3 separate regions of the Homo sapiens genome follow, and all the other regions are linked to region 2. Evidence: chromatin contacts called from ENCODE Hi-C or POLR2A ChIA-PET data. All regions are on one chromosome and are shown on one strand. The core of a region is the stretch at or near the end of the contact, and the rest is flanking DNA. Distances in the headings are between cores, read along the strand shown.

The links. Hi-C counts contacts between places; a loop is a spot of excess contacts on that map. ChIA-PET counts read pairs that join two places held with the same protein, here RNA polymerase II (POLR2A). Pooled maps may share reads with other maps.
Region 1: a loop to region 2 is called in a map of CD4-positive, alpha-beta T cell, with 2.9 times the contacts of the local background. The contact joins the promoter of PHF12 here to the promoter of GIT1 in region 2. A Hi-C loop is called at or near these places in 1 of 168 maps with a recorded cell type or tissue (CD4-positive, alpha-beta T cell), 3 of 37 single-sample maps with no recorded cell type and 11 of 50 pooled maps. POLR2A ChIA-PET finds 5 or more read pairs at or near these places in 1 of 52 experiments (activated CD4-positive, alpha-beta T cell).
Region 3: a pooled map shows a loop between it and region 2 (8-fold over the local background). The contact joins the promoter of GOSR1 here to the promoter of GIT1 in region 2. A Hi-C loop is called at or near these places in 1 of 168 maps with a recorded cell type or tissue (CD4-positive, alpha-beta T cell) and 4 of 50 pooled maps. POLR2A ChIA-PET finds 5 or more read pairs at or near these places in 1 of 52 experiments (H1).

What each region holds. Positions count from the first base shown.
Region 1 is chr17:28,950,089-28,952,883 of GRCh38, forward strand. It overlaps PHF12 (PHD finger protein 12), which reads right to left and starts at 1,430. Exons shown (of 15, transcript NM_001033561.2): 1 at 807-1,430; 2 at 1-158. The coding sequence starts at 872. It overlaps LOC105371716 (a long non-coding RNA gene), which reads left to right and starts at 1,514. Exons shown (of 5, transcript XR_001752822.2): 1 at 1,514-2,795. RefSeq lists a silencer at 1,232-1,501 and enhancers at 1,672-1,721, 1,822-2,231, 1,933-2,554.
Region 2 is chr17:29,587,994-29,590,954 of GRCh38, forward strand. GIT1 (GIT ArfGAP 1) reads right to left here and starts at 1,655. Exons shown (of 20, transcript NM_014030.4): 1 at 1,334-1,655. The coding sequence starts at 1,385. RefSeq lists enhancers at 1-836, 1,736-2,635 and silencers at 1,054-1,243, 1,504-1,983.
Region 3 is chr17:30,475,911-30,478,680 of GRCh38, forward strand. GOSR1 (golgi SNAP receptor complex member 1) reads left to right here and starts at 1,498. Exons shown (of 9, transcript NM_001007025.2): 1 at 1,498-1,554. The coding sequence starts at 1,524. RefSeq lists enhancers at 1,242-1,391, 1,542-1,761.

The DNA.
Region 1 (2,795 bases), core at 180-2,679, 640 kb before region 2:
GGGCAGTGGTCGCAGCACAGGAGATCTCCACCTTCCTTGCAGCTATCGCAGCTGTCGTGGTTGGTGGCCCTGCCGCTTCTCCGGGGCTCCTTCTCAGGCTTCCGACTGCGCTTTTCTGCCTCGTCCGTCTTGGGGGGAGCCAGCAGAGCTTGGATTTGCTGCACACACATACAAACGGCGTGTGTGCACACTCGGAGCTCCCGGGCGGTCCGTCGCCCCCCCGGCGCGGTTTCTCCGTCACCCACCCCTCTCCCCCCTTTTGTCCTTCTTCCTCCCATCCAGGCTGCTCCCAGAATCTCTCAGCCCCCGGAACCAGGGGGAGCCCACCCTAACCGCGTTCCTGCAGCACAACAACGAGAACAGCTTCTTCCAAATGGGGAGGATCAAGGGTAGGGGGATGGGAAGAGGGTGCGCGGTTCCCTTCTTGCCACTTCCTTGTATGGACAGTGGGGGACTCCAAAGACCCGCTCGGGAGAGGCCCAAAGCCCGGTACCCGGACGTGCTGGGGGAAGCACAAAGGGGCCAACAAGAAGGGGGTGGGGAGGCCTGCCGGTGCAACGAGATGGAGTGGGCTGGCGCCTCGGGAGAGCGAATCGAGGGCGGCGGGTAGGTGAAACTGCTGCAAACGTCCTCGGAGGCTGAGCTCAGCCCCCTAAATTGCAAAGAGGGGAGGGAGAGGCTAGGTGAGGAAGAATCCCCCTCCCTCGGCCATCTAGGCGCTTCGAGTTTAGGACTGGCTTTGTGGGGCGGAGGGCGGAGGTTCCCTCCCGGCGCTGGAGGAAGGAGATGAGGAGGGCCACTCTTACCTCCATCAGCCCCCCTGATGTGTCCAAGTCGTACACGATCGTCTTGGTCTCCATTTTCTCCCACATTCATCCACCTCCCGGGCTGGGTGCTCTCTGCTCCGGCCCCCCCAACCCCGGGGGGAGGGGGGAGGTGAGGGGAGGGGGCGCTCCTGACCCCGGCCCCGCTTTTTTCCCAATACGGGTCCCGACTTCCTCGCCCTGGCTCCCCCCCACCCCCCGGCCCCCAGTCCCCGGGACGACAGCGTCCTCCCGACGGGCCGCGAGGGGGGAGCGGCCCCTCAGTCCCGGCCCGGCTGCTGGCTGCACAGTGGGTCCCGGCTCCGGGGGTCAGGCCTCGGCGGGGCCTAGTCCCACAGGCTAAAGCCGGCACTGGCGACAGCCGGTCCGGCCGGGAAGGCTGGCGGGCGCTGCCATCCCGGGGCTGGGGGTATCGGAGGGGGGGTGAGAGGTTACGTGAGGTTGTGGTACGTGAGGTGACTGGGGGGAGGGTGATGGGGGGTGGTCCCCGGGCTCCGCCTCTCGCCGCCGCCGCCGTCTGCGTCCCGGCTGCCGCGCACTTGGCGCAAACTTACCGCGAGCGCCCGCAAAGCCACCCGCGCAGGCGCCCCGGGATCGGCGCTCGCCGCGCGCAACCGCAGTGACAGCCGGCGGCCTGGCTCCCGCGCAGCCGCGGTGAGGGAGTACCCCCCAGCGCGCAGCCGCGCTGGCATTCGTCTGGAGGACCGAAGCCCCACCTTTCTGCCCTGCGCCAGCGCACTGAGACAAAAGGGCGGGACCTGAGGTCTCGCGCAGGCGCTTGAGAAAGCTTGTAGGGGTCAAGGCGCAGCCGCAGGAAGCTAGGGACTGTTCATCCATTGGTGTTTGTGTGCAAACTAAGACGACTCTGTTCTGCGCAGGCGTGTTGGGGGTGCTCCCCCTTCCTCTCCATAACACAGACGCCTCCCGCGCAGGCGTATTGCCTTCCGCAGGCCCTCACAAGAAAGCTGCTCCTTTCGCCATTTTGGTAATGGGATATGGGCTATCATGCCCTTGGAGTCCTCAGGCATGAACAGAAAGGAGCAAGGTGTGGTGTTGGATGGAGCTGGTCGCCTGTCGGTGACAGCAGTATTCCTAGGGATGTTGTACTTGACCGTTTGGTTCTACCATCGGGTGTGGCTGGACCAGGCCACCATATTGGTAAAGAGAAAAGCCATTTGAGACAGAAAATGACGCTTTTGGAGGCGTGTGGGATGACTGTGGTTCCTAATTCTCTCCCGCTCCTGACAGATAATTTTATCAGTTAATTGTATCCTCAGCATCCCTGCCTTGCGTGGTGGTGGCACTGGAGAGTTCCGCCTGCCCGTTACCACCCTCTCTTCACCACTGTCCCTGAGATCTGCTCTTCAAGAGGAAGCCTAAAGTGGAGAGTTTGTAATCCTGACAACGCCCAGCTACCTGCGTACCCCGGACTCCAACTCCCAGTTTGCAACGCCAAAGGGTCTAAAGGGCGAACGGGGGCGCATTGCATCCTGGGAGCAAGAATCGCGATAGGTCTGATGGATTGTGGGAACTGTAGTTCCATGTGCGTGCGATGCACTCTATGGTAGGATAGACCCGGGGAAGAGTCATTTGCCGGCCAGGAAGGGATACTTTTGAGAGCGTCAGTGCTGCATGCCGGGATTTGTAGTCTGAGGGCCCGCCTCGCATTCTGGGCGGGGATTCATGCTCCTTTTCAGGGCGCCCGCTCCTCCCCTTGGTATTGCCGTCAGAGATGGGCGGTTGGTTATTGCTGCCTGATGGTGGATGAAGCAGTGGAAAAGAGAATTGTATCGTTGTGCTTGACACTAGGGGTTTAGTTGGAATTGTTGCTTCGTAGCTGTGCTCGGCCCACTTTTAATGTTAAGGGACACAGCATTCTCAGAGTCGTCAAACTAGCAAGGGTTTAGAGACCATCTGATTTAATCCCCTCTTTTCCAGATGCACAGGGAGGCGCAGTGATTTGCCTAGGTC
Region 2 (2,961 bases), core at 405-2,904:
AAACCATGATAAGCCCCTAGGAGGCCTTGGTCATAACCACCTATGGAGTATTTTGTGCCCAAGCCCTGCTAAGTCATAGTTCCCAAATACTCTAGCTTGGCACCCCCAGAACCACCAGAGCATCTGTGAGGCTCAACCGGTGGGGTCCTGGGCCTGCTCAAGGGGTGGCTGAAAGTTATGGGCCCACAAACCAGCACCCCATACTCTCACTCTTAATCATGCCCACAGCCCCGCTAGAGTTCACGGACCTCCGCAGCCTGCCCAGGGGCCTACCAGGGAGATAGCTCCTTTGCTAAAGAAAGAATGGATGTGGGCTAGAGCTTCCTTCCCAGGCCAGCTGCAGAGCCCCGTCACTGGCTGTCCTCCCTCATCAGAAGGGAGCAGCCTCTTGGATCATTACCCCTGACTTCCTCAGCAGGCCTGGGGGGTTTCACTCCAGCCCAGTCCTAACTCTGTTAGGAAAAGGAAGGGAACCACCATGTAAATACAGCCAGGAGACAGGCCAGGAAGCCAGCAGGATACGGGGAATCTCGGCACGGCCTCCCACCCATTTCTGGCCAGACTGGGCTAGGGGACAGGGAGGGGCCCGCACCCAGGATAGCTTGATGCCAAGCTCACTTTCCCAAGCAGGCCTTACCGGTGAACAGGAACAGCAGGGTCCAGCCGAGCTGTTCCCAGTCACCACCAGCAGGCCTGGGGATGCCTCCCGAGAAGACACCCGGGTCTAGACTGGCCCTGAACGCCAGGCCCGGCAAGGAGCGCTAGCCTTAGGAACCCGAGGCAGGGAGTCCTGGGAGTAGCCACCGCTCATCTGCTCCTGAGGAGACGGTATTCAGGCCCCACTGGCGCATCTGCCCGGCCCTCTGCTCCTTGCCCTCCACCACCCCGGCAGGCGTACCGACCACGCGAGCAGCAGGTGCAAGACGCGGGGGTGGCACTGAGATGACATAAAACCACACTCGCCCCCACCTCCCAAGCCCTGACGGCCTCCGCCACGGCCCTCCTGCCACCCCAGGCTGGCGCTTCCGTCGGATACAGAGATGGAGGTGGAGGAGCAGCCAGCTGCCCGCCTCCCTCAGACCGAGGAGCGGGAGGCGGCGCCGGGAACGTCCTTCCTCGCTAGTCCACGGCCTCCAGGGAGCATGGGCACCCCAGGCCGGCCCTCCCGCCAAGGGCGCAGCTCCGCAGTGGCCGAGGCGGGGGCCCAGCCTGGAGGCCGCAGCCCCCCGCCCCGCCCAGCCCTCCGGCCCCGCACAGCGCTCTTGCCAGGCCCCGGCGCCCGCCCGGCGGCGGCCTGGCTGTGCGGTCCCGCCCCCGGCCCCGCCGCGCTTACCCGGGGCGCTGCAGTCCGCACACACCTCCGCTCGCGGCCCCTTTCGGGACATCCTCAGCGGCGACGCGGCCGCAGCCCTCTGGGCCAGCGTGGGGGGCGCGGGCGGCGGGCCCGGGCGGCGGCGGCGGCCCCTGCTGCCCGGCCCGGCTCCGGCGAGGCCCCGGCGAGGCTCCGCGCGCCCGGCCAACCGTCCGCCCCGGGGCTGGCCCGGAACCCGCCGTGCCCGCCTGCCCGCTCGCCCTCGGGCGCCCTCCGCCCCGCGCCGCCCCGCCGCCGCTCGCGGCTCCTCTCTCCGCCCCCTGCGCGGCTCCCGGCCGCTTCTGCAGGAAGCGGCGCAGGCCCTGCCCACAGGGGGAGGGGCCGCACCCCCGCCCCGCCGCGCGCTGCCGGCCGCGCCCCCTAGAGAAAGGAAGCCCGGGCGCGGGCAGGAGGGGGCGGGGGCGCTTAAAGGGGCCGCGGCAGATGCCCGGCCCCGGCGGGCAGCGTGGCCTGCGGCCCTGGCCTCCGCTGCAGCGCTCGCCTGGCCCGGAGGCAATGTGAGTCACCCTCACAGCCCCCTCCCCTTCACTTTCCGCGTGGGGTGGACCGGGGGACGCTGGGCCCACGGACGGCGAGGGTGGGGATTAGGGAAGAAGGACTTGGAGGCCCAAGTCCCGCTCCAGGTCAAAGGGGCTGTGCCTTGGGGTACCCGTCTATCTCTGGTTGGGGTGAGGTGTGCGTCCCTGTCCCGTAGGTGTCCACATCTGTGTGTCCAGGGGTGTGTGTGTATGTGTCACACTCTTGCTGAATACGCCCACTGCTAACAATATGGACGCCCAGGTGCCAGAAAGGTCAGGCAGTGTATTCCCCTGCCTCCGGACTAAAAATATATCTATCTCTCCATGCATCCTTCCATCCAGAGAGGAGAGAATCTGGGCGGTTTTTAAAGACCTCCCGAGGAGTGACCACTGTGCCTGTGTGCACTCACATCCACTTGTCATCCGCCTTACACACACCCACGGTGTTTCTGGGCCACCAGAGGTGTGTGTGTCCAGAAAGGGTGCATATAACATAGAGGGGCCGTTTCAGGTGACGGCCTTTCTTCCTGGACTTCACACGACGAGGCAGGCAAAGGCAAGGCAGGTGAGGGACGTGGGTGGGCTGGGGGGCAGGGAGCCTAGGTAGAGGCCGCACATGAGCGCAGCCCCCGCACTGAGCATGCGCCCCCATACGCGTGTGCCGCGCGTGTACCCAACCCCCAATCCCTGCAGCAGCAAAAGGCCCGGGCACTCTGCTTGTGGGGAGAGGGTAGAGGTCCCCAGGGCCAGACCTGGGGGCCAGGTCAGTGGTGACAATTGAGGAGGGGTTCTCCAAGAGTCAGAGACTCCTGCTTGTTAAGATGGGGGCAGTCCTTTGGCAGGGGTGCTCAAGTTGGTCGATTATCCCAACGGTGCCAGAGCGGCAGTGATTTGTGGGTGGGCAGGCTCCTTCCCTAGGGGAGACAAGTAATGCTCATGAGTCACACCACCCGAAATACATGCAAAGCTGCCTCCATCGCCTTTTGCTGCGGCCCAGATTGACAAGTTTGTTTGAAATCGCGATCCATGGGCTTTATTTATAATTGCACCTTAAAAAAATCTTGCAGGCCT
Region 3 (2,770 bases), core at 248-2,747, 890 kb after region 2:
GAAAGACATACTTTCTGTCAGCAAATCTGAAGACAGAATAGTAGATAGTACCAAATCCGAATGATGGAAAATAGACTGAAAAAAAATTAGCATAACTTCAGAGCTATGTGGGACATTAACACAAGATCTAGCATTCACGTCATCAGACTCCCAGAAAAAGAAGAGAAACAGTATGAGACAGAAAAAGTATTGGAAGAAACAATGGTTGAGAATCCCCCAAATTTGGCAGAAGACATAAATGTCAGAATCAAGAAGCTGAGGATATCCCAAACAGGATAAATCCAAAGAAATCTACACCAAGGCACATCATAACTTCTGAAAACTAAAGAACAGTTCTTGAAAGCAGTGAGAGAGAAAATGTATTTTAGCTACAGTGGAAAAACAATTCCAATTTTAGTCAATTTCTTATCTGAAACTATGGAGGCCAGAAGGAATTGGCACATTTTTCAAGTGCTGAAGAAAGAAATTGTCAACTTCAGATTGTATATCTGGCAACAATATCCGATCCCCCAAGAATGAAGGGAAATCAAGACATTCTCAGATGAAGAAAAACTAATAGAATTTGTCACCAGCTGATCTACTCTTTAAAAAAAAAATGGCTGAGGGAAATTCTTGAAACAGAAAGGAAACGATTAGAAAAAGGAATCTTGGGACACTAGGAACGAAGAAGAGTAAAATATGCATAAATCAAGTAAGCTTTCCTCTTCTCTTGAATTCTCTAACTTATGCCTGACCCTTGAAGCAAATATTGTAACACTGATGTGGTTCTCCTCAATGAATGCAGAGGAAATACTTAAAAACAACTATATTATAAATGAGTGGGGGAAAGAACTTTACAGGAATTAAGGTTTCTACACTTCACTAGAATTAAGTCAGCACCGGTAGACTGTGATAATTTATGTATCTATAAAGTGTGGGTTTGGACAGCAGATTTTATCAGGTTGAGGGCTCAGGCCGAGAGCATGTAGAAGCAGTTAGCTCACTCTTTCTAGATGTGGCGGCTGACAAGGACAAAGAGGGCTGGGACTAGAACTGCTGTAGACAAGGAAAGCAGCCAGTGGAGAAGAGCGCATACGCCAAAGAACGTGGATGATGGAGCACAGGCGGGGAGGTAGGATGAAGGAAATGGCTCTGGGAAGAAAGGGTCTCTATGTCTGAGAAAGGAAGAAATTGGCTGAAGATACAAATTAGAGACAAGGTGAGGGAAATTGAGGGAGTTGCCTGAGGATGATTCTCCTCCCAGTCAAGTAGGCACCTGCTGAGAGAAAGGATAAGCCGAGATGAGGGAGATGATGATGGTTTGGGGCGCAGAAAGCGGGAATGAAAGACAGGAGCTAAAGCCGAAGTTTTTTCTCTCTCGCTACTTAAAAGCTGTAAGATAACGAATTGATCAGCAGGTGGCAGTGTCCGCGGAGGCTCGCATCCCGTCGGCCCTGGCTCTCAAGGCGGAAACACGCACCATGGTGACTTTCCGGCCTGCATCGCCTCTGCTCCCCTATCCCGGCTGACGTTGGACGACAAAGATGGCGGCAGGGACCAGCAGTTACTGGGAAGGTGAGGGCGAGAAGGCCTCCGGGTGCGTCCTACGAGGGTGAGAGGGGCTGAGTGAGGACAGATCTTGGGAGAAGCAGCACAGGAAAGAACCAGACTCCCGGAGCGGCCGAGCTGAGCAGCGGGGCTTGCCTAAGTGGGATCCCCGGGGCCTTGGGGATACCGAACGGTCTGGGGTAGGGGTCTGGCCTGGCCGGGGCGTGTGAGCGGGACGTGGGGCAGGGGTTGGGCAGAGTGGACAGAGCGGGGATGTAGAGGAAGAGGGCTCTCAATCGCCTGGGTAGAATTGTGTTGAGGGAGTAATGGAACTCGGACGAAGGGGCTTGGGGTACGAACTCTGAGAGGAAACGAATGTTGAGGGAGAAGATCCAGAGCCCCGGAGACTGGAGGAGTCAGCGCATTGGAGCTGAGGTCACTATTGGAAAACTGAGTGGGAAAAGAGAAGGAGGAACTTGCATTCCGGTCCGTCGGAGGAAGTATGAAGAGAATAGGAGACAGAATGTCTCTTATTGGGTCTCCATGACAACTACAGGTTGGGGACTTCCAGGACTGGGTGTTTGAAGGAGGAGAAAATAACTTACCCTTCTGCTCTAGAGTCTAGAATCGGTTTTATTGAAAAAGTTGAGAGAACCTGTGTGAATTGCAGTTACATTTGCTATACTTCTCCCACCAAAAAAACCTTCCTGTGATTTGACAAATGCATTTGTTTAATTCCTGAAACTATAGTCGGATAAAGTGAGCTTACATAAAACTCATTCGTGGATTATGATGATCAACAAGAGCAGAGAAAGCTCACCTTTTTCTCCCAACTGTCTCTTTGCTTTACAGCCGCATAGAAACTACTTTCCAAATTCCTTTGACCTGTTTTTATTGCTATACACTGAAGCCTCTAGAAACCACAGTATTGTCACTATCAGCCCCTTGGTCTAAGAAACTCAATTCTAAATTTATCCAGATTTGCCTATCATACTTTCAAAATGCTTTTACTTATGTTTCCTACTAGAGAAGACAATTATTCCAATCACAGAAAAGCGTGCTTATAGTTTAAAACATGTATTACAATGCCCATTTGAAATGTGTGTACCAGCTAGAAAACTTTTTTTTTTTTTTTTTTGGAGACTCGCTATGTCGCCCAGGCTGGAGTGCGGTGGCGCTATCGATCTCGGCTCACTGCAGCCTCCGCCTCCTGCGTTCAAGCGATTCTCCTGTCTCAGCCTCC